3 separate regions of the Homo sapiens genome follow, and regions 2 and 3 are each linked to region 1. Evidence: chromatin loops called from intact Hi-C (ENCODE). Cell type or tissue: heart left ventricle. All regions are shown on one strand.

The links. Peaks named below come from ENCODE experiments on the same cell type or tissue, not always from the same donor. Only the 100,000 strongest peaks of a DNase experiment are listed, where the experiment ranks them.
Region 2: a loop joins it to region 1, with 2.5 times the contacts of the local background. A loop is called at or near these places in 10 of 110 quality-filtered maps.
Region 3: it touches region 1 in a loop (4-fold over the local background); 4 of 110 quality-filtered maps call a loop at or near these places.

What each region holds. Positions count from the first base shown.
Region 1 is chr18:21,993,995-22,001,994 of GRCh38, reverse strand. It overlaps LINC01900 (long intergenic non-protein coding RNA 1900), which reads right to left. Exons shown (of 3, transcript XR_001753529.2): 2 at 7,566-7,732; 3 at 7,018-7,185. Among named protein-coding and RNA genes, the nearest start is that of LINC01900, 17 kb to the right of the region's middle. In heart left ventricle, a CTCF peak has its summit at 4,189; DNase peaks (open chromatin) are centred at 3,234 and 5,338; H3K27ac peaks cover 2,016 bases.
Region 2 is chr18:22,361,040-22,369,039 of GRCh38, reverse strand. No RefSeq gene overlaps it. Among named protein-coding and RNA genes, the nearest start is that of CTAGE1, 53 kb to the left of the region's middle. In heart left ventricle, a CTCF peak has its summit at 4,971; no DNase peak of the experiment used is centred here.
Region 3 is chr18:22,382,954-22,390,953 of GRCh38, reverse strand. No RefSeq gene overlaps it. Among named protein-coding and RNA genes, the nearest start is that of CTAGE1, 31 kb to the left of the region's middle. In heart left ventricle, no CTCF peak of the experiment used is centred here; a DNase peak (open chromatin) is centred at 3,391.

The DNA of each region.
Region 1 (8,000 bases):
TACCAGGCGGTGTAAAAGGTGGTTGCTGGGCCCCTCTGTTTGTGAGGGCTGTTGACACAAGGTTGGGTCCGGGTGATGAAGGCTGATTCCCGCCCTATTTTTCTGATAGCCATAAATGAGAGAAATTCTACAGGCCCCTTTGCCCGGAGCTTGGGAGTTCCATCTTGCTGGGGAAGGAGGCTTTTTGCATCCTGGGAAGAGCTGAGCTTTCCCCTTCAGTGGAACGAGAGCACGTCAAAGAAAAGGGGTTTTGGCGGGACACGGTGGCTCATGCCTGTAATCCCAGCACTTTGGGAGGCCTAGGCGGGTGGATCACTTGAGGTCAGGAGTTTGAGACCAGCCTGGCCAACATGGTGAAACCCTGTCTCTACTAAAAATACAAAAATTAGCCAGGCGTGATGGCGTGTGCCTGTAGTCCCAGCTACTCCGGAGGCTGAGGCATGAGAATCGCTTGAACCTGGGAGGCAGAGATTGCAGTGCAACAGAGGGAGACTCTGTTTAAAATAAATAAATAAATAAATAAATAAAAGAGGCAGGGAGTGGTGGCTCACACCTGTAATCCCAGCACTTTGGGAGGCCGAGGTGGGTGGATCACCTGACGTCAGGAGTTCGATACCAGCCTGGCAAACATGGTGAAACCCTGTCTCTACTAAAAATACAAAAATTAGCTGGGTGTGGTGGTGCACACTTGTAATCCCTCCTACTCAGGAGGCTGGGTCAAGATAATCACTTGAACCCGGGAGAAGGAGGTTGCAGTGAGCTGAGATCATGCCACTGCACTCCAGCGTGGGCAACAGAGAGACTGGGTCTCCCCTCCCACTGCCACAAAAAAAAAAAAAAAAAAAAAAAGCCGGGTGCAGTGGCTCACACCTGTAATCCCAACACTTTGGGAGGCCGAGGTGGGCAGATCACGAGGTCAGGAGATTGAGACCATCCTGGCTAACACGGTTAGAGAATGGCATGAACCTGGGAGGCGGAGCTTGCCAGTGAGCTGAGATCACACCACCACACTCCAGCCTGGGCAACCAAGCAAGACTCCGTCTCAAAAAAAAAAAAAAAAAAAAAAAAGGGAAAGGAAAGGGGTTTTAGTGAAATATCACATGCAACAGTACCACGGAGAAAAGGCACTAAGAACTTGAGAACTGCTGCAGAGAGGGGGGCCTATGGCTCTTCAGCCAAACACTTGTCTTACCCTGGGGCCTATAAGACAGACTAAGGAAGGGCCTGTTCCCCAAGCAGAACTTTAGCTCTAAGGCCAGACCATGCCTTGAAGTATCTCCCATTTTCTACAGTAATTCACCTGACCCAGGGACTCGTGAGGAAGTTACTTGGATTTTGCTGCCTATAGTCCCTCTGGGAGTAAATGCAGTATTTACTCCAATTAAAAATACCACACGGCCTACCTGACCTGATTCAGGGCTATTGGCATATATTTTGGAAATTAACCTTATTCCTAGCCTAAATTTCTCCTTCCTACCTAAATTTTCTGTTTTCTTGTGGTACAGTTGTGTAGTTGTGAGCTGCTTATAATTCATACTGGAAAGGGGTGAGCCATAAGTCCAAAGTAAAATACTTCTAGAAAGGAGCTTTACATGCCCTTCCAGGACAGAATTTCCAACAGTTCTACGGGAAGTCCTTCAAGCTGTGTTAAGACTATGATGAATTTGGCAGAGGAATTTGGCAGTGGTATCAGGTTTTAGGGACTTTGGGAAATTGGGAGAGATCTAATTTTCCTCTGGGTCAAAATACAAGTCAGGGCTCCGCATCTTTTTTGAGCTAGCTTGGGCTTTGGGCTCAGGCTCAAATCCCAGCCCCTTCACTTACTAGTTTATATCCTGGGCACATGACTTAACTTCTCTGAGGCTAAGGTTTGCTCTCCATGACTATGTAGGTCATATCCACAAAGGGTTATTGAGTTCATGCATGTGACTGTCCCTGGCACAGCACACAGGAGGTTAACAGATTTTCCAATCCTCCTTTCTTTTGTTTTCAAGCTACTCTCTTTTTCAACTTGCAACCATGTATTTTCTTTAAAATGTATCACAGCATCAGGCCAGAAAACAAATAGCACCTAATTTGCCACCAATGGAAAGAGCATTTTGTTCACTGGTATATTCATGTGGGAGCTAGTGTAGTGGTTAAGAGAGCAATTTAGAGAGCCAGGCAGTCTGGATTCCAATGTGAGTTCCACGTACAAGCTCCAGGCCTTGGGCCCAATACCTAATCTCACTAGGCCTCAGTTGCTTCATCTATAAACTGGTGATAGTATTATACACATCATACACGTTTGAAGAATCAAATGAGATAATCCAAGTGAAGTGCTTCATTTAGTGCTTGGCATATATTAGGTTGGTGCAAAAGTAATTGCTCTTTTTCCAATTACTTTTAACGGCAAAAACCACAATGGCTTTCACACCAACCTAATGATAAGCATCCAGGGAATGTTAGCTATGGTTAGTGTTTAGTATGATATAATTATTGTTGCAGTTATTGTTGGTTTTACTATTATTGTAATATGGTATCATCATTATTCATACTGGGAACAACAAAAAATTGGTTTAGCTACTTGAATCTCAAATTTACTTCCATAATCTTTACTAATAATTGTACTAGTCTTGATAAAAAATGTGTCCCTCTCTACCTCCTATAGGTCAGTAGCAATTTGATAATATTATATGTTGTTACTTAATTAGAGTCAGGCATTGTGCTAAGTGCTTTCCATGAATTATCTCATTGAATCCGCATAGCAACCTGTAAACTCAGTTATTTATTGCCCCATTTCACAGCCAAGAAAAAAGGTTTAGTGAGAGGAGGTCACACTGGAAGTGGCAGATGAGAGAAGTCCCTACACCAGCTGAGCCTCAGGGGCTGAAAGGATTAGACTGAAAATGATCTCCAAGATTCCCACCCAGCACCATCATCTATTATTTTAAATTAATAATAGTTTTGCTTTATTACCATCTGCCGTATATGTGAATTTATTCATTTGGATGGAGTCTAATGTATAAAGAAAGCTATTGTGACTTTTAGAAAAGACTTTGCTCTAGCAAATTCTACGTAAATAGGCTGATTTCTTTCAGTGTCTCTTGGCTCCATGCTCCCAAAGCCTTGGAAGAACTTTTCCTCCATGTCCAGCACACTATCTCCTTCTTACACGCTCCCAGCCTTCCTAACTTCCACCTTCTGCCAACAGTGTCCACACCTCCCCTCCTCCCCCTGCCATCCCTACACCCAGACCCGCGGCGCATTCCATCTGCCGCCAAGTCCTCACAGCTATTTCTGTCAACGTTATCAAGACCCAAATCCGACCAGCAACACTCCTCACTTGGAGTCCAAAGTCACTTCAGAAAGGCCGGAGAACTCTACAGATGTAAGCTGCTGCTATTATCCTCTCCATATAGATCTGTACACTGATTATTTGTTCCTTGAGGACAGGAATTTTAAACGTTAACATACATGCAAATTACTGAGGGATCTCATTAAATGCAGATTCTGCTTAGGTTACTCTGGGGTGGGGCCTGAGGTTCTGCATTTTGACAGCTCCCTGGATGCTGCTGGTCCCAGACTACACCCTTATCTCAGTTATAGCTCTCAACACCCCTTCAAGGAAGGAATATTGCTCACATTTTATAAATGATCAATGGGCAAGAGAGGTTAAGAGATGTATCCAAGGCCCCAGAGCCGGCGGGTAGCAAAGCTGGGATCTGAACCCAGCTAGATCTTTCTGACTCCATACAACAAAAAAGAAAATAAAATAAAACAAAAAAGAGTATACACACACACACACACACACACACACACACACACACAGAGTTATGTATACGTCTGTATAATGATATCAAACATATTTCATTCTTTATCTCATTTTAACAGCATGACCCTCATAAATGCCTAGAGAAATTTTCAGTCCTGCATGTTGTCAGAACTTAATAAACATTCAATCCGTATGTGGAGTAGGAATGTCTGGGACCTGTTGCTTGGGAGGCCTCTTCCTTTCCTTATAAGCAGACTCATGAAGATCTTTCCTAAAGGTTTCCCTGGGGACTCTATACTTTACTTCTGTTACTGATTAAACTTATTGACTCTAGCACTTTTTTTTGCCTCTAGCAATCCAGTCCCATAGAGAAGCTGACAGATACGTGTTTCCCAATTAGTTTGAATTATGAAAGTAAGGGTGTGAATAATAGCGACCACTAGTGGTGAGTCAGTGCCATCTCACGAAGTAGAAACAGGACGTTGTTAAGTCAGCAAAAAAAAGGGGATGCAGCCTTGCTTCTCCAAGGAGGGTAGCTCCTCTGCGGCAGCCATGAGCCAGTCCAACACTGGCTGCCTTTTCAGGGCCCTGGAATCCAGTTGGAAGATGTGTGTAGGGTCGGAAGGAGGAACAGGAAGATACAAATTAAACAGAAAACACAAAACGAAGCAGCAAACACACAAAAGATGATTACTGGGCAGCTCTCCTGTGAGGGGAGAGTGGACGTCATAGGAGGCTGAAGGAGGTGCTCCCGGGAGCTGGGTAGACAGGAAGGTATCGTGAGGAGGCAGGACTTCAGCTGGGACTTGAAGGGAGAATGGGATTTGGAGATAATGGCATTCCAGGTGGAAGTCATGGGCCACCCAGACAGAGGCCCAGGAGATAGGGGAGTGAACCAAGGTATTCTCAGGATGGAGTGGAGGTGGGAGGGATCCCAGCCCATGAGACAGGGCAGAGAAATCTGGGTGGGCGGCCTGCTTAGTGGAGAGTTGATTACCCGGCCAGGGACTGTGGCCATCACACAGTCGGGGAATGACTTGAGGGAGACAGCAGGTCAGGGAGTAAGTAGTAGACAGGCCATCTACAGCCAGGCAAAGTGGCTTTGGACCCTGACTTCACTCCGTAATAGGTACAAAATAGGAAGGGACACACCTGTTTGAACTTTAGGTACCTCTATTTGTTACTTGGGCTTGATAGGTATTGTCCCAGCGCTTTTCTGGGGCCCCTCCTGGCATCAGAGAACAGGAATCAAGTCCAAACAGGCCTGGAGAGGCAGATACACCAGGCCCTTTCCCAATCACCTGTCACAGCTCTCTGCCCAGGGCCTTTTAGAGAGGCCAAACAGGAACAAAGACAGGGGTGCCACTAGCCACCCCGGGTAGGACACTTCTGTCCTTTGTGGGATATAAGCCAGAGGTCCAAATGAAGGATATTTAGTTTGCCTTTTTGCTAACAGATTAGATGAACAAATAGTACAAGGCCTCCCAGAACAATGAGCCCAAGAAAGGGCTGGGCCAGAACGGACTTGAGTCTGGGGTTCCTGACTCCCAAAGCACAAGGCCCAAAGGCCGCCTGGGTGAAAGGTCTGAGTCAGCCTGGGAGGGACCCGCAGCTGCTCAGGGCTGCTCCTTCTTGGGTGATTTCAAAAGCTACTCCTGGCCTCCAGCTCAGAGGACTGTGTGCCTTCAAGGATTCATTATTCAGTAAGAAGTCAGATGCTATTTGGAAAACAAACATTTCCTGCATATCCATCCAAGTGGGACACTTTAACATAAGAACACTATCTATCATCACAACAGCCCTGTCATTTAGGTATTTTTAATCCACAATTTACAAATGAAGACATTAAGCTCAGAGAATTTGATCCAAGTTTCAGAGCTGGTAAGCCACAGCTCCAGCATTCAATCCTTGGTCTCATTCCTTCCCAGCCCACCGTTTTTATCCAAGATGCCTCAATGACCTCTTCCCTGCAAGAGCCTGCCTTGAGGCTTCCGGGAGTTTTGTCCATCAAAGCTTTCTTGGCTCTGTTTTCACAGTTTGGGAAATGGTACCAACACAGGCATTTCTTCCTACTGTTTGCCCATCATGACCCACCCACTGTTGCCTCCTTAGACTGCTCCTGTGCTATTCCCAGGAGAAATATTACTGCTACTACCACTACTACTAATACAAATGATCTTCACATATTGAGTTTCTACGGTGTGCTGAGCACATGAGTTTATAAATATATGGTCTTATTTAACCCTATAATTATACCTTTTTTTTTTTTTTTTTTTTTGAGACAGTCTCACTCTGTTGCCCAGGCTGGAGTGCAGTGGCCCAATCTCAGCTCACTGCAACCTCTGCCTCCCGGGTTCAAGCAATTCTCCTGCCTCAGCCTCCCGAGTAGCTGGGACTACAGGCTCACACCACCATACCCAGCTAATTTTTGTGTTTTAGTAGAGATGGGGTTTCACCCTGTTGGCCAGGCTGGTCTCAAATTCCTGAGCTCAAGTGATCTGCCCGCCTTGGCCTCCCAAAGTACTGGGATTATAGGCGTGAGCCACTGCTCCCGGCTTATACCTATTTTCTATATTAGGATCCGAAAACACAGAGAGATAAACCCACTTGCCCAAGATCACCCAAGTAGTAAGTGGTGAAACTGGGATTTGGACGCATGACCTCTGACTTCAGAGCATGTGAGTTTAAGCACTGGATTCAATACACATATGTACACACCCAACCTGTTCTCCCTATTTCCTGTCTTGATCATTTTGGAAATAATTGAAACAGGAAATAAATGTGACAAATAAACTTGTCGCAGGTCCTTTCCTTGAGAACTAACATCACCATCTACCCATCAACCCCGTGGCTCTAGCCAAATATCTAAGAGTCATCTTGATTCGTATATATATATTTTTTTTCCTTTTTTTTGAGACAGAGACTCACTCTGTCACCCAGGCTGCAGTGCAGTGGCACAATCTCGGCTCACTGCAACCTCCACCTCCCGGGCTCAAGCGATTCTCCTGCCTCAGCCTCCCCAGTAGCTGGGATTAGAGGTGCCTCCCACCACACCCAGTTAATTTTTGTATTTTTAGTAGAGACGGGGTTTCACCAGATTGGCCAGGCTGGTCTTGAACTCCTGCCCTCAAGTGATCCTCCCGCCTCAGCCTCCCAAAGTGCTGGGATTACAGGCATGAGCCACTACACTCAGCCTTGATTCAGTGTATTTTCACATACTGATAATTATAAAGCAGGCAGAGTCTTATTTAAACCTGTGATTATTCTATGTAACAGAATTTTAATCCATTAGCATGGTGATTATTCTTCCTGAGTGGGAGACACTAGTCTCTGTTTGGTCTTTAGCCATGAAACACCTTTATACACATCACACTAAATCTCATTCTCTGCAACAAGCGCTGTCCCTCCTCTGAACGCGTGAGCCATCCAGCCTAAAACAAAGAGAAACTTTTATGACTAGCCACATTGTTTTCACTTTTAAACAAACCTACAGAAAAGAACACTCATTATCAATGTATTTGTTAATTGTAAATTGCTATCATCAAACCTAACAAGGTTTGGGCCTTTCAAGTGTTGGGAGCTTGGAATTTGGGAAGCCAGGATTGGGGCTGGAGGAGGAGGTGGCATTCTTAAAGAGATGGAAGGATCTTATCCATCTGATCAAAGAATCCAATCAAAGAACAAACTTCCTAATCTTTAACGATCCATGCATACCTTAGTGAGGACAGCAAAATGCAAAATAAATTATTATGTTAAAATTGACTGGCATGAAATTCTCATGGCGGGAAGAGAAATGGAAACCCTGGCTCACCCATGGCCTGCTCATATCCTCAGCTCGGCCAATGGGAAGTGCATTCCCAGCATCCTTGTGGTCTCCATGATGTGATCGAGGCCAGCAGTGTCCCCTCTGAGTGGCAGCTGTGCAGCGTCGAAGCCCCTCTGATGTCTACAGGACTCACCTGCTGCATCCTCTGCAAACTGCAAAGGATAAAAAGACACTGTCTGACCCTCCAGTGCTGCACCACCAGCCTCGCTGCACTTCCATTCCTCCATATTGTAAATACTCCCTTTACTTAGCTGACAGCTTCAATTTTTTTTCTTTTTTTCCCCAAGACGGAGTCTAGCTCTGTCGCCTAGGCTGGGGTGCAATGGCACGATCTCGGCTCACTGCAACCTCTGCCTCCCAGGTTCAAGCAATTCTCCTTCCTCAGCCTCCCCAGTAGCTGGGATTACAGGCATCTGCCAC
Region 2 (8,000 bases), 370 kb before region 1:
GGCCATGGAGCCACTAAAAGGAGTCTACAGCCCAGGAGCTGGGACTCTTCTTGGTTGTGCACCTCTGGAGCCAGACATAGCCCACAAATGAGCATCATGGTGATTTCAGATGTAAAAAGTGGAAAGAGAGCATTTTAGCTCACTTTTTTTTCCGTACAAATAAATTATTCTTGGTAAAGAGACTCTGAATTTGAACAACACCTTTATGGATTATTTGGGGATCATTTTGTTGATGGCTATTGTTCAAAAGTGTCAAGGAAGGTCAGCAAATCCATCCCAACAAATGAAACTTTCAGCTGAAAAACAGTGTTTGGGAATATCTAGATATTCATTCTACTTTTACTCCTAAATAACTTAGCTGGGTACTCATTGTAGATGAATTATTTTTTGCTTTCCACAATTTTGTCTTGCAGTCTCAGCCTCTATGTTGATCATTTGGAATTAAGCTTAGAGTATGAGGCAATGTTCATACAGCATGTCACACACAAAAATGTAAAGCTGGATCTAATAGAAATGATAAAAACCAAATCCAGAAAACATTTTCTCCAGAAGAAGCAACATGTCGGAACAACTTGGCTAACACCTATTTTTAGTCATGAGGATTATATTAATTATCACCAAGTGCTGTTGTCCTTTGTTACTGGGACATTGCATAGTGTTTTTCCTGTCTCTGGTTTCCCAAGGATGGAACACAAACTGTCACTACATGTTACACAAACCTGCCTGAAACCTGGATCCAGGCAGCTTCACTGGTTTAAGTCTGGACAGGACAGAGCCCAGCCAGACACCTCCCTAATCTTAACGCCCTCACAGAAAGTGTTGATAGGAACTGTTTTAATTCCAGTGCTCACCAAGTTGTACATAGTCTCTAAGTGATACAACCATTATTTACAAATGAGGGTGTGTCTGCATTGAGATGTTTTTGTAGTTTTCAGAAATAATCATAACCACAATCTTGGGCAACATAAATAAGAAACACTGAAAGAAGATACAATATACACTCACCAAGCAGGCTTTACAAAATCTGATGTATTTGGCATCATTTTGTTTTCAAGAAGAGAACTACAGTCATGGAGCCAATTGAATGACAAGGGGAGGAAATTAGGAAATAAAGACCTAACATATTACAAAATAACCAAGATATTCATTATAGCTGGAATAAGAAATAAAATAAAATTGATACCTAAATATGGTCCAAATTCAAGGAAAGAACACCCTCCCCCCCAGCTCCCGCCACACACACAGACACACACTGGTAAAATAGTAAATGTCAAAGGGTAACTTGCTATCTTGTCCATTCATTTATATATTTATTCATGTTCATTTAACAAATATTTATTCAGAAACTAATAGGTGTCAGACATTAGGGTAGACTGTTAAAAAGATATGATTCTTGCCCCTAAAAAGTTGACACTCTAGCAGAAAAAACAATCAGATAAAGATATTCAAGGAATAACATGGTGAGGGATGTGACTTCAATAAATAACAGTCCTTCCCATTCAGAAAGAATTCTATACTTTACAAGATTCTTTCACATCTTGTGGTGTCCTTCTGAGTCATTGTGTCTAAGGTATGTCTCTTAAAAACAGAATATGGTTGAGTATATTCTCCAACACAATCTGAGATTTCCTGTCTTTTAAATGAATAATTTGCTTACTGATATTTCAACTTATTTCTACCTTCTAATTTTGTGGGTATTTTATTGCTACATTGCTTGTTTCTTCTTCTCCACATTCTTTCCTCTATGGGATCAAGCTTTCTTTAATCTATTTTGTTTCCTTCTCCTGACTTGAAGTTATACATTGTATTTCTATTCTTCTAGTACATTACCACTTAAACGTATAACATGAGCAAATAATAAAGTCAAAAATTACCAATGGCTCTCTCCTCCTATTGGACAAGAACAAGGTGGGGGCCATTCATGCTTTCTTGCTTCCTTCCCTATTATTAGATAGTGTTTTAATTCCACTTCATTTTTCCCCTTTCCCCTTACTCAGTATTATTGTTACCTTTTTTTTCTTTGAATATCAATGCTTGTTTGTTTTACTAATATGTTTAGCAATTTCTTGGTTCTCCATTGGTTTCAATTCCCTTCTTACTGAAAGACAGGCATACCCTGATAACCAATACTTAGATTAACATTTCCCTGTTTTTAATTCCCAAACTTCATAAAACTTACGTACTTCTAAGCACAATGTTTTTTGACTGATATATTTATAGAAAAAGTTCATGTACATCTCCACATTTCATCAATATTTTAAGCAAAACAAGATGCAAGAAGAGTCACGGGTTTTATTTCAAATACAATTGGTACGATGTCAGAATCATGGGAAGCCATGTTGAAAAGCCCGCTGAGAGTCAGCGAAGTGTACATCTCATATGTTGGTGATGCTAAAGAGAAGCATCATGACATTACTCCAGACAAGTGTTTAATAGCTATGTTCACTGTGTTCTGCTCAGGAAGTGATGCGTTAAGCATTTATTTATTTAAACATTTGATGGTTGTTGCTTATTATGTTAATATTTTACTGTATTGATTTGCATTTTAGGAAATAGTTAGTGGTTTGGGGTTATCATGTAATGAAGTATAATTTTTCCTATTTGAAATAATAAAAAATAGGCTTGGTAATATTTTCATTTAGAATGTCTGATTTTGGGGGAGGAATTACTGGAGTTAAATGGGCAATACATGTATATTTTTAAGTAACTTTTTCATGGATTCCAATTTATTATTGGCAATTGCTTCATTCTACTTTTACTCCTAAATAACTTAGCTGGGTACTCATTGTAGGTGAATTATTTTTTGCCTTCCACAATTTAATGATATCCCACCATCTTTTGGTATTGTTTTTGAGAATTCTATTCTCAATCTAATCATCATTCCTTTGTCGATAATCTGTCTTTCTTCTCTGGATTCTTTTAATATTTTAGTTCTCAATATTTGCAAACTATCCATCTGACAAAGGATTAATAATCTATATTCATAAGGAACTCAAACAACTCAATAGCAAAAAACAAAACAAAACAAATAATCCAGTTTTAAAATGAGCAAAAGACCCGAATAGAAATTTCTCAAAAGAAGACATACAAATGGCCAACAGGTACATGAAAAAATGCTCAACATCACTAATCATCAAGGAAATGCAAATCAAAACCACAATGAGATATCATCTCACCCCAGTTAGAATGACTATAATCAAAAAGACAAAAAATAACAAATGCTGGCAAGGATGCAGAGACAGAGGAACACTTCTACACCATTAGTAGAAATGTGAAGTAGTACAGCCATTATGAAAGGTTCCTCAAAAAACTAAAAATAGAACTACCATATGATCCAGCAATCTCACTATTAGGTATATATCCAAAAGAAAGGAAGTCAGTACATCTAAGAGATATCTGAACTATCACATTTATTGCAGCACTATTAATAATAGTCAAGGTGATGAATGGATAAAGAAAATGTGATATATATACATACATTTCTTTATATATGTATAGGAATTTATATATATATATAGGAATATTATTCAGTCATTAAAAATGAAATCCTGGCATTTGCAGCAACATGTATGAAACTGGAGGTTATTATATTCAGTGAGATAAGCCAGGCACAGAAAGGCCAATATTGCATGTTCTCATCCCTATGTGGGAACTGAAAAAGTGGATCTCTTGGAGATAGAGAGTAGAATGATGGGCCGGGTGTAGTGGCTCACACCGGTAATCCCAACACTTTGAGAAGCCAAGGTGGGCAGATGGCTTGAACCTAGGAGTTTGAGACCAGCCTGAGCAACATGGCAAAAAAAAAAAAACTCTACAAAAAAATAAAAAAATTAACCAGGCATAGTGGCGCACATCTGTAATCCCAGCTACTTAGGAAGCTGAGGTGGGAGGATGGTTTGAACCCAGGGTGCCAAGGCTACAGTGAGCTATGATCACACCACTGCACTCCAACCTGGGTGACCGAGTAAGTCTTTGTCAAAAAAAAAAAAAAAAAAAGGAGAGAGTAGAATGGTGGTTACCAGAGGAAAGCAGGTAGAGAGGATGATGAGAAATTGGTTAATGCATGCAAAAATACAGCTCAATAGAAGCAATAAGTTCTAGTATTCAATGGTGCAGTTGAGAAGTTATAGTGAATAATACCTTATTGCATATTTATAAATTGATAGAAGAATTGTAATGTTTCCAACATAAGAAGAAGAGAAACATTTGAGGTGATTGATATCCCAATCACCCTCATTTTATCACTGCATACTATATACATGTATCAAACTATCACATGTGTCCCCCAAATAAGTACAACTATGATATATTAATAAAAATACATATAAATAAAATATAGTTCTGCATGTTCTGCAGTTTTCATTCTGATGTGGCAAGGTGTGGATTTGGATTTATATTTACAGGAAGCCCTTGAATAATGTGGGGGTTGGGGCACTGGCTCCCCAACCCCCTGCAGTTGAAAATATGCCTATGACTTTTGACTCCTCAGAAACTTAACTACTAATAGCCTACTGTTGACCAGAAGCCTTACCAATAACATACACAGCTGAACACATGTTTTGTATATGTGTTACATACTGTATTCTTACAATAAAGTAAGCTACAGAAAAAAGTTATTAAAAATCATAAGGAAGAGAAAATATATTTACTATTCATTAAGTGGAAGTGGATCTCATAAAGGTCTTCATTTTTATCATCTTCATGTTGAGTAGCAGAAGAGGAGGAAGAGGAGGGGTTGGTCTTGCTGTGTCAGGGGTGGCAGAGGCGGAAGAGGAGGAGGAGGTGGAAGGGGAGGCAGGCACACTTAGCATAAGTTTTATTGAGAAAAATCTGCATGTAAGTGGACCCACACAGTTCAAACCCATGTTGTCCAAGGGTCAGCTGTATATTCTGCTTGAAACTCATTCATTCACTTGATATATACTTATTGTGCCCCTACTACTTGCTAGATCCAGGCACTAGGGATCAGCAGAGAGCAAATCAGACAAAGTCCCTGTGTTCATGCAGCTTACCTTCTGGTGGGAGGAAATGGAAATTAACTAACAGTCTCATGGAAATACATTATGTCTGATAATGATAAGAGCTATGGAAAAAAATAAATTAGGACATGGGGGTAGTGGATGCTGGGAGAGTACTATGTATAAGGTGGTCAGGAGGTCTTTTTTGATAAGCTGATATTTGAGCAGATACCTGAAGAAAATGAGGACACCAACTATCTAAATATCTGGGGAAAGAGCATTGCGGCAGAGGATACAGCACAAGCACGAGCCTGGAGGTCAGAGAATGCCTGCTGTGCTCAAGGAAGAGCATAGAAGCCAATGTGTCTGGACAGGAGTAGTGAGAGGGAGAATGGATCAGGTCAGACACGTGGAGGGGTGAGTAATGCACACGGATCCTCCAGTCCATTGCAAAGACTTTGGAAAGGCTCTGAGAAACCACTAAACAGTCTTAAATAATAGAGTATGACATTTGTCTAAAAGGCTCATTGTGACTGTTGCGCAGAGAACAGACATTTTATTGTGTAGGGATGCAAGTAGGAAGGACAGCAGAATGACCAGTTGTAGACTACTGCCATGGTCCAGAGGAAAGATGATGGAGGAAAGATGACAGAACATGGCAGTAGTGATGGAGGCATTGAGAAATGGTCAAAGTCTGGGTATCTTTTCGGGATAGAACTGGCGACATTTGCTGAATTGGATATGGGGTATGAGATAGAGAAGATACAAGCATCACATGAAATTCTTTGAACCAAATAACTGAAAGAATGAAAAAAATCTTTTTGTGACATGGGCAATTGTTAAGAACAGTTTAGGTGGAGGGAGAGATGCAATGTCAGGGGTTTTCCTTTGAAGACAGTGAGTTTGAGATGTCTGTCAGATGGTAAAATGGAGCTGTGGTATAGGAGGCTGGATATGGGAATTTGAATTTCAGAGAAGAGGTCCAGGCTGGAGAGAGCAATGTGGGAGTTGTTAGCAGTAGGACTCACAGCCACAGGACTGGGAGGAGATTGCCTTAGAGAGTAAGGAAGGAGCCTACATCCTCAAAAACTTCATGTTTAAGGTCCACAGGTGAAAAGGAACCAACAAGGAAACTGAAAAGGAACAATCAGAACAGTATGAGGAGAACCCAGAGAAAGTGGTCCCTAGAAGCCAAGAGAAGAAAACGTTTCCAAGAGGAGAAATCACACAACTCTGTCCAATGCTGCCAGTTGCACATCATGAAGATGGAGAATCGGCCACTGGACTTGGCAATGTGGGCAGCCTCAGTAACCGTAATAAACTGTTCCTATGTGGTGACCAGGATAAAATCCTGATTAGAGGGGTTTTGAAAAAGAATAAGAGCAGAGAAAGTATACATGGGGACTTTAGGCAACTCTGAATGAGTGTTGCTGTGAAAGGGAGCAGAGGAATGGAGTAGTATCTGGAGCAGAGTAGCAGACAAGGGAAGTTTGCTTTATTTTACTATGACAAGTTGTTGCAATATCTTTTCTTGCTGATGATAATAACATAATTGAGAGGAAAAAAACTGATTGAGAGAAGGAGAGAGACTGCAATTGCTGGAGTGTGCCTCTTTATTCTGCGGACTCAAATTTTTCTTCGTTTCTAGAAAATTATCAGCCTCCTAGCCTTCCAACATTACATTTCCCCAATTCTCTGAATATCTTCATTCCAGAACTCTCATTTGGATTTGTATTGGGTCTCTTTAGTCTATCAGGCAAATCACAAAAACTCCCTTCAAATTTCCACTTCCTTATCTCTCTGTACTATATTCTGGGTGATTTCTTCAGCTCTACCTTTTGATTCAATAATTCTGCCTTCGATTATGACTAGTTTGTTCTTTGACCCATCTACTGAATTCTAAATGTCAATATTTTTCCTTTTCACAATTTCTATTTTGTTCTTTTTCAAATCTGCTTATTCTTTTATTAGAAGGTCATTTGCTTGTCATATAATTTCTATCATTTATTTCTATTCATTTTCAGAATTTCTATTTTATGTCTCTTTTGGATCGTTCTGTTTTCTCACAGTCTTGGTTACTGTGTTCCCATTTATTGCATCTGCTGACTCTACACCACGGTGGGTTTGTCCTTCATATAGTTTGCAATTTATTTTAGCTCATCTTCAGCAAAAGGTGTTTTCCAGTAGAAGTCCCATGTACCCTTACTTGTGGAAAGATCTCTTCAGATACATTTTTATCTTTGCTTCTATTAAATCCCAAGTTTTTGGTCTGACCCAAAGATATTTGTTTGTATAGTTCCTTTACAAAGACCGGTAGCCCTTTGAGTATCTGGAATTGAGGGTCTGAGTCCCAGCCCTCAAGCCATGCCTTGTCAAGATTAAGCATTAAACTCCCAGCCCGCAGTTCCTGAGACCTAAGCCCATGGCACACCTCAGCATCAACTGTAGCGCTCCCTTCTAAGTTGCAGTTTTCTTTTTGTTTGTGAAACCCACAACTTTCCCTTTCTTGCTTGCTTGAGTATATACTTTAAAGTGTTTTCTTGACACTCTTTACATTTAATATGTTTATGTATTTGCAATAGGAAACATGTCCACATAAGGTCGGTCTATCAAATATGGTAATCTCCAAAGTTCAGCATGATGTACTGGTCCCAGAACACTTTGACTGAACTCAAAATTGAAGCTGGCCTCAAAATCCTTCTCAACCTAAGAAACAACTACCATTGCGTCAGAGTTGGCATGGGAAATGAAAACTTTTCCCATCCTTGTGATGCTACACCAAAAACAATTACTATTTTGTCTTTGGGCAATTAAGAAAAGATTCATTAGCAGATCTCCATCAATTCATAGAGAGAATTCCTGATATCCAACCCTTGGGTATATTTCCTAAAACTAGAGGAGTATTTAAAGGAGGATCAAAATAACAGTGGAGTGACATTCCCTGAGTGCAGACAGATGCCCCATCAACCAAGCTGCTTGCTTCCTCCAGTGAGCTTGCACTTTGTGGAAATGCAAACCTAATCTTGTCTTCAGAGTATCAAT
Region 3 (8,000 bases), 390 kb before region 1:
TGAAAGAAGAAAGAGAAAAATTATCAACGAACACCGAAGCAGCTCTTACAAGGAATGATGAACTGAAGATGATGCTATGAAAACTTAATGCTTTGTTCCTGAGAGGCAGTGAATAAATACCAAATGAATAAAAGCACAAAGTCACCTTTTACTTTTCTTTCCCTTCAACTTAAATTTCATTACCAATAAGCATTTATAGACCGCTTTCTATCCATGTGACATGATCCCACCTTGAACAAGTCGCTTTACCTCGCTGAGCCTCAGTTCCTTTAATGGTAAAAATAACAAAGGAAAGGAAACATGAACGACATTATTCCCACATCACAATGTTGTAAGTATAATTTCTAAGACTGAAGCAAGGCAACATCTGAGGCCTGGTACACAATGGGCACTGGGCAAGCACACCATTTTATTTTTAAAGTTCTGGGGTACATGTGCAGAATGTGCAGGTTTGTTACATAGGTAAACGTGCGTCATGGTGATTTGCAGCACTTATCAACCCATCACCTAGGTATTAAGCTAAGCATGCATTAGTTATTTATCCTAATGCCCTCCCTCCCTCCACCCCACCCCCTAACAGGCCCCAGTGTGTGTTGTTCCCCTCCCTGTGTCCGTGTGTTCCCATTATTCAGCTTCCACTTATAAGTGAGAACATGCGGTGTTTGGCTTTCTGTTCCTGCATTAGTTTGCTGAGGATAATGGCTTCCTGCTCTATCCACATCCCTGCAGAGGACATGACCTGGTTCCTTTTTATGGCTGCATAGTATTCCATGGTGTATATGTACCACATTTTCTTTATCCAGACTATTATTGATGGGCATTTGGGTTGATTCCATGTCTTTGCTATTGTGAATAGTGCTGCAATGAACATATGCATGCATGTATCTTTGTATTAGAAAGAATTATATTCCTTTGGGTATATACATAGTAATTGAATTGCTGGTATTCAAATGGTATTTCTGGTTCTAAAACTTTGAGGAATTGCCACACCATCTTCCACAATGGTTGAAGTAATCTATATTCCCACCAACAGTGTAAAAGGGTTCCTATTTCTTTGCAACCGAGCCAGCATTGGTTGTTTCATGACCTTTTAATAATCACCATTGTGACTGGTGTCAGATGGTATCTCATTGTGGTTTTGATTTGCATTTCTCTAATGATCAGTGATGGTGAGCTTTATTTAATCTTTGTTGGCAGCATGAATGTTTTCTTTTGAGAAGTGTTTGTTCATGTCCTTTGCCCACTTTTTAATGGGGTTGTTTGGTTTTTTCTTGTAAATTTGTTTAAGTTCCTTGTAGATTCTGGATATTAGACCTCTGTCAGATGGATACATTGCAAACATTTTCTCCCACTCCGTAGGTTGCCTGTTCATTCTGATGATAGTTTCTTTTGCTGAATCACACCATTTTTTCTCACCTATGGAGAATGGGAAAACAATCAGGCCCAAGCAGGGCAAAGTCAATTGCTCCTTGACATTTATTCCTAACTTACCTACAGGGCCACAGGAGGCAAACAACTGTGACTGCCACATGATGTTCAATTATCCTCTGCCCCTGTATGAGAGAGGCGGAGATCTGGCTACAACCATCACCCCATTAATGACCAGCATCAATTTGGCATAACTAACACAGGTGCCCCCTTTCTCTTCCTCCCCTGCAAAGCTGCAAGCTGACTTGCAGGTAACCTACCCAATCTGATGGGCCCATTCTGCAGACTATGAGATAGACTCTTCTAAGATTTGAGGTTCAAGGTCTAACACGTAAAATCAAGGTAGCACTGTCACCCGCAAGGTTCCTGACCACCCCCACACCCAAATTCTCTGTATCCGCCCCAATCCAAAGAATCACTTAAAGCTTTGTTTTATGTGGCTGGAGAGGAAAGGCATGTGCCTCTGCCCTCTCTTTCTTAAACAGTCTATAAAAAGCCTGAGAAAATATTCCTGTTCACAGGCTGAGAAATCCAAGGTTTTCCTTGCAAACAAAAGCCAACAACCATGAAAACAAGCAAAGCAGGAAACTGGACTGGACAAAATGGTGGTCCAATCTCCTTGCTCACTCTGAGCAGATAAAGAGCAAGCTAGGGCTGAGCCTGGCCTCTTCAGAGGAACAAGAGATTCTTGGGCAGCTTCAGGGAAGGAGCACCTGAATGAAGGATGGAAATGAGTGGAGATCTCCCAGGAGGCTGCATCCTGACAATGGCATCATCAGCATAAGCGCAAGAAGCCCATAGAACTCTCTCCAGCCTCAGGGTTGACTTCATGCTAGTAAGTTTTAGGAATTCTCTTGAGTTGCACTTTAAGTCAAATAAAATTGCTATGGAAAAACTGAGAGGACATCAGAGAGCGAGAGAGAGCTCAATCACACTGTTTGATTTTCTTTCCCTCCTTAAAAGGGTAGCAATCCCAGAGTTTCAACGGACCACAAATGGCAAGTCTGCATGAACACAAGGTTGAATTTTTCACTGAAAAAAAGAATGTATCACTGTGGCTGTCTGTAATCAGATGGCCTTCCATGACCAGTTTGACCAGTTAATCCTGTGGTTCAAGCGAAAACCTTTGGTTTTCCATTTTTCATATGTAGTGGACCCAGAAAGCATTAAGAGGAAAGCTGCCAATGGCATTTAAAGTAAACCCAGGGTGAACAACTTCAAAAGAATAATGTATTATTCCTGGGCTCCTTCCCCATGGGCATTTTGCACATACTTCCTGATTTGCACCCAAGTATGCAGATTTCAAAGTCATAATAAAGGTCTCACTTCTCTACTCTTTAAGAAAAATAAAGTCAAGTGCACTGGCCTAGATGAAGTCATTTTAGTTGGTCAATACCCACCTGGCCTGGGCACCAATGTAGTTTGGAACCATTTTTTTTTCTTTTAATTCATCATGTCCTCATGGTAGCCCCGAGCTTTTTTTTGAAAATGGTTAACAGATGATGTGAGGCCTTGCTATTTATACCCTGCCATCCAGAGAGGGAAGCAGAATAGAAGGTGTCAAGTTGAAAGAAACCAACATTTGCCAAGTGCCCATTATGTGCCAAGGAAGGGGGAAGGGAGGCTTTTCTTGAACTAGAAGAAAAGAAACTGGATCTTAGGAGGCCCAGGATAGAACCAACTGGGCTCAGCTTCATCTGCTCATCACCTCCCTACCTACCAGGCCCTTGGGGGAATTTAGAATCAGGGGAAGGATAGAGATCATGGAGTGCTCACCGTTGGCCAAGAGACACACTATTTCAGGGATATACATAATCCCAACATGCAAAAATGTCAAGAGGAAGAAATTGGAAGGATGAAGCCATTGAAGAATCCATTAGCAAGGGTCTGTAGAGCCTGGAAAGCACAAGGTTGTATAAATATGAAACTCACGAGGCAACACGGAGGAGCAACGAGGTGGCTGGGCAAGCTGCCATATCCCAGCACCTGTTACTCCAGCAGAGACACAGGAAAGACACAGCCAGAGAATTCCATCACACAAGAGTTTATTAATTAATTCATTCATTCATTAAATGTTTTTTGAGCATTTACTATGTCTTGGTCACCGTGCAAAGGTACAAAAGATATTTAAGATATAGTCCTTGCCCTTAAATGAGTTCATATTCTGATGGGGAACCGCCTATTTTAAAAGATAAAATGCAGTGCCAGCCAGGCGCGGTGGCTCACGCCTGTAATCCCAGCACTTTGGGAGGCCGAGATGGGTGGATCACGAGGTCAGGAGATCGAGACCATCCTGACTAACACGGTGAAACTTCGTCTCTACTAAAAAATACAAAAAATTATCCGGGCATGGTGGCGGGCGCCTGTAGTCCCAGCTACTCGGGAGGCTGAGACAGGAGAATGGCGTAAACCCGGGAGGCAGAGCTTGCAGTGAGCCGAGTTTGCGCCACTGCACTCCAGCCTGGGCGACAGGGCGAGACTCCATCTCAGAAAAACAAAACAAAACAAAACAACAACAACAACAAAACGCAGTGCCAGGTGCTCATGTCTGTAATCTTAGCACTTTGGGAGGCTAAGGAGGGAGTATCACTCGAAGCCAGAAGTCTGAGAGTGACTTGGACAACATAGTGAGATCCTGTCTCTACCAAAAAGAAAAAAACATTAGCCGAGTGTTGTGGTGTGCATCTGTAGTCCCAGCTGCTCGGGAGGCTGAGGTGGGAGGATTGTTTGAGCCTGGGAGTTTGAGGCTGCAGTCAACTATGATCATGCCACTACACTCTAGCCTGGAAGTCAGAGTAAGATCCTGTCTCTAAAAACAAAACAAAACAAAATAAAAACTAATTGCAAAAATAGAGTATTGCAATGTGTATTGAGGGTATAATCAGAGGCAGCAAAGCCAGGAAACTCTTCAAGTAGAATCCTTAGGAGTTTTTCTAAACGCAGCTCTGATTTTCTTAGAATTTAGACATCTTACTTCCTGCTTCTGGAATTATAGTGCCTGTTACCTTAGATTGTTAAATTGCTGAGAGTGTGAAGATTTTTCTGCATCTTCATGGGTATCTGCAACATGAAAATAAAAGGATTAAAAATATCTTCAGAAACAATAAACAAGCTAGAAAGCCAAATGATCTTTGGAAAGAAAAGTTGAGAGTCCCTTATTAGACATTAAAACCTCCTACAATGTTAATTAAAACGTGGTATCAATTGAGCAATGGATAGAAAATTCAGTGCACAATATATAGCATGCCCAAAAACATTCACAAATACATGCAGTAGTTTAGTATATGGAAAAGTTTCCAACTCAAATTAGTAATGAAAGTCTGGGTTATTCAATAAATAGCGGTAAGTACCATTTGCAAAGATATCCATTTTATAATATAATGACACATCTTTCCCATCTATATCAAAATTAATTCCAGATGGACCAATAATTTAAATGTTTGTAAAATAAATCTTCAAGTTGCTAAAGTAAAATACGGGTGATGATTTATGAAACCCGAGCACAGAAGGATTTCCTAAGAATGACTAAGAATTAATCAGCATTAGAGGATAATGCTGATAGATTTTACTCCGTGTAAAGAAAGAATGTATGGTGTCACTTCCTCCCATTGACTTGAGGCAAAGGGTGAGAAAATGTCAGGGAGACACTCTGAGCAGACACGTTGACACTGGGGGAGGGTGGGTTTGCTGTCTTCATTTTCCAACAATAATCATGTATTATTGTGTAATACATAAAAGCATGTTATTTTTTACAGTAAATATCTGAGAACTCAATTTTCTTTTTCTTTTTTTCTTTTTCTTTTTTTTTTTTTGAGATGGAGTCTTGCTCTGTTGCCCAGGCTGAAGTGCAGTGATGTGATCTCTGCTCACTGCAACCTCTGGCTCCCAGGTTCAAGCGATTCTCCTGCCTCAGCCTCCTGAGTAGCTGGGATTACAGGCACCCACCACCATGCCCAGCTAATTTTTTTTTTTTTTTTTTGTATTTTAGTGGAGATGGGGTTTTTCCTTGTTGGCCAGGCTGGTCTCAAACTCCTGACCTCAGGTGATCCACCCGCCTTGGCCTCTCAAAGTGCTAGGATTACAGGCGTGAGCCACCAAGCCTGGCCTGAGAACTCAATTTTCGAAGTATTTTTCCCTTGACTCATCTAAAAAACAAACAAAAACTAAAGTTGATATGTTCCCAGTTAATTATACTCTTTTTAAAAAATTCATTTGTTTATTTATTTAGAGATGGAGTTTTGCTCTTGTTGCCCAGGCTGGAGTGCAGTGGCGCAATCTTGGCTCACTGCAACCTCTACCTCCCAAGTTCAAGCGATGCTCCTCCCTCAGCTTCCCAAGTGCTGGGATTACAGTTGCCTGCCACCATGCCCAGCTAATTTTTTTGTTTTTTTAGTAGAGACGGGATTTCACCATATTGGCCAGGCTGGTCTCGAACTCCTGATCTCAGGCGATCCACCCGCCTTGGCCTCCCAAAGTGCTGGGATTACAGGCGTGAGCCACTGCACCCAGCCAATTATACTCTTTTGCATACATTAGGGTGCAATTTTTCAAAGTAACCCAATGAGGTAAATGATTTCATTTTATCTCTACCTTTGGTTAATGAAGATATTAGGACTCAGTAGTGTAGAGAGTTGTCCAACATCACACAGCTAACAAGAAGCAGTACTGTACAGCATCCCCAGGCTTCCTGCTTCATGAGCTATGCTATGCCCCTACCGCCACCGCTGCTACTACTGCACAAACAATTTCTTCTTGCAGAGCTACCTTTAAAAAAAAACAAAAAACAAACAAACAAAAACCAGTCCTTTCAAAAATCATATTTTCAAAAATGCTATTTTAATAGTATTCTTTCTATATATCCATATGCTCAGGCAAAATGTACTACTTCTATCAGTCTTATCCCCAACTTTTCCTAAATGATATGCAAAAAAAACACATACCCTTGAATAAATAATAATTTAAAGGGATAGGTCATTCAAATTCATACATGGAAAATTGTGCATTTCTGTAAGAAGTTACAAAGTCTAGAGCCATAACTCTGTATGCTAAAATACATATATATATAAATATATATTAATCAAAGCACTTAATCTCTCAATTCAATATATCTGCTGTTCCATTTATTTTTCCAAGAACCTGTGGGTGGAAATTAGCTTCACATTTATATAACTAAAGGACCATGTGTTGGCTTTGCCAAATCTAAAGAACACAAGCTCTTAGGAGCTACATGAGAACCAGGAAAATGTCAGTTTTTCTTTTCTTTTTTTTTTTTGGACGGAGCTTGCTCTATTGCCCAAGCTGGAGTGCAATGGCACAATCTCGGCTCACTGCAACCTCTACCTCCCAGGTTCAAGTGATTCTTCTGCCTCAGCCTCCCTAAAAGCTGGGATTATAGGCGTAAGCCACCATGCCCAGCTAATTTTTTGTATTTTTAGTAGAGATGGGGTTTCACCATGTTGGCCAGGCTGATCTCAAACTCCTGGCCTCAAGTGCCAGGACTCTCTATCTGCCCATCTCAGCCTCCCAAAGTGCTGAGATTATAGGCGTGAGCCACTGCACCTGGTCCCTTGTTAGTTTTAAGTTACCGTTCTATCCTGAGCCTTTAGCATGGAAGGGACTCAACAAATATGAATGAAGATCTGGTTCAGAGGGAGACAGGCCTCCTGTCCTTAGGAAGCCAAAATGTGCTTACAACTTTTATTTGGCATTATTTTCAGAAAGGGACCCTCTTCATATTACAGTGGCTAAAAATAGAAAACTACCTAAATGTTAAGTCACAGGAGATTCATTAAATATATTACAGTCTAGACATGTTCTACAATTAAAATAACATTACAGAAGTCAAGTTGATGTATCACTTAGAATGTTTTCAGTTTCAAGTAACATAAAACCCTCACTGAAATTGATTTTAAAATAAGGACTTTTATTATTGCACATATCAGGAAGTCCAGAGATAGAAGATTCAGGGTTGCTTGATTCCAAGTCTCAATAATGTCATCAAGGGCCAGGTTCTTTCCATCACCCTTGCTCCGCCACCCTCATGGGTCATATTTGTCCTCATGTGTATCTTTTTCTCAGTTTCAGGATGGCTACAAAGCTCCAGGCACCACATCCAACAAATGCAATGTCCAGAGGCCTCAAGGACTTTTTCTTCGGGTCTCTTGTCTAGGATCAGGGAAGCTTTTCTCAGAAGCCCCAGCAGACCTCTCATTATCTCTCAAAAGAGCCATGTGCCCACCCCTAAGCTACTCACTGGAAAGAACAGCAGATGACAATTATTGCTGTAGACTAATTAGGATGAACCCCTATGATCATGGATGCAGTCACCCTCATCTGATGAGGAGGAGGAAGCCTCTGAACTAAAGTGATGAAGAGGTATCAGATGTATCCATGAGGATAGACTAGGCTATGCAGTAACAAACCACCCCGAGGTTCCAATGGTTTAAAATTACCGAAGTTGGGGCTGGGTGCAGTGCTCATGCCTGTAATCCTAGCACTTTGGGAGGCTGAGACAGGAGATCCTTTGAGCTCAGGAGTTTGAGACCAGCCTGGGCAACATAATCAGACCTCGT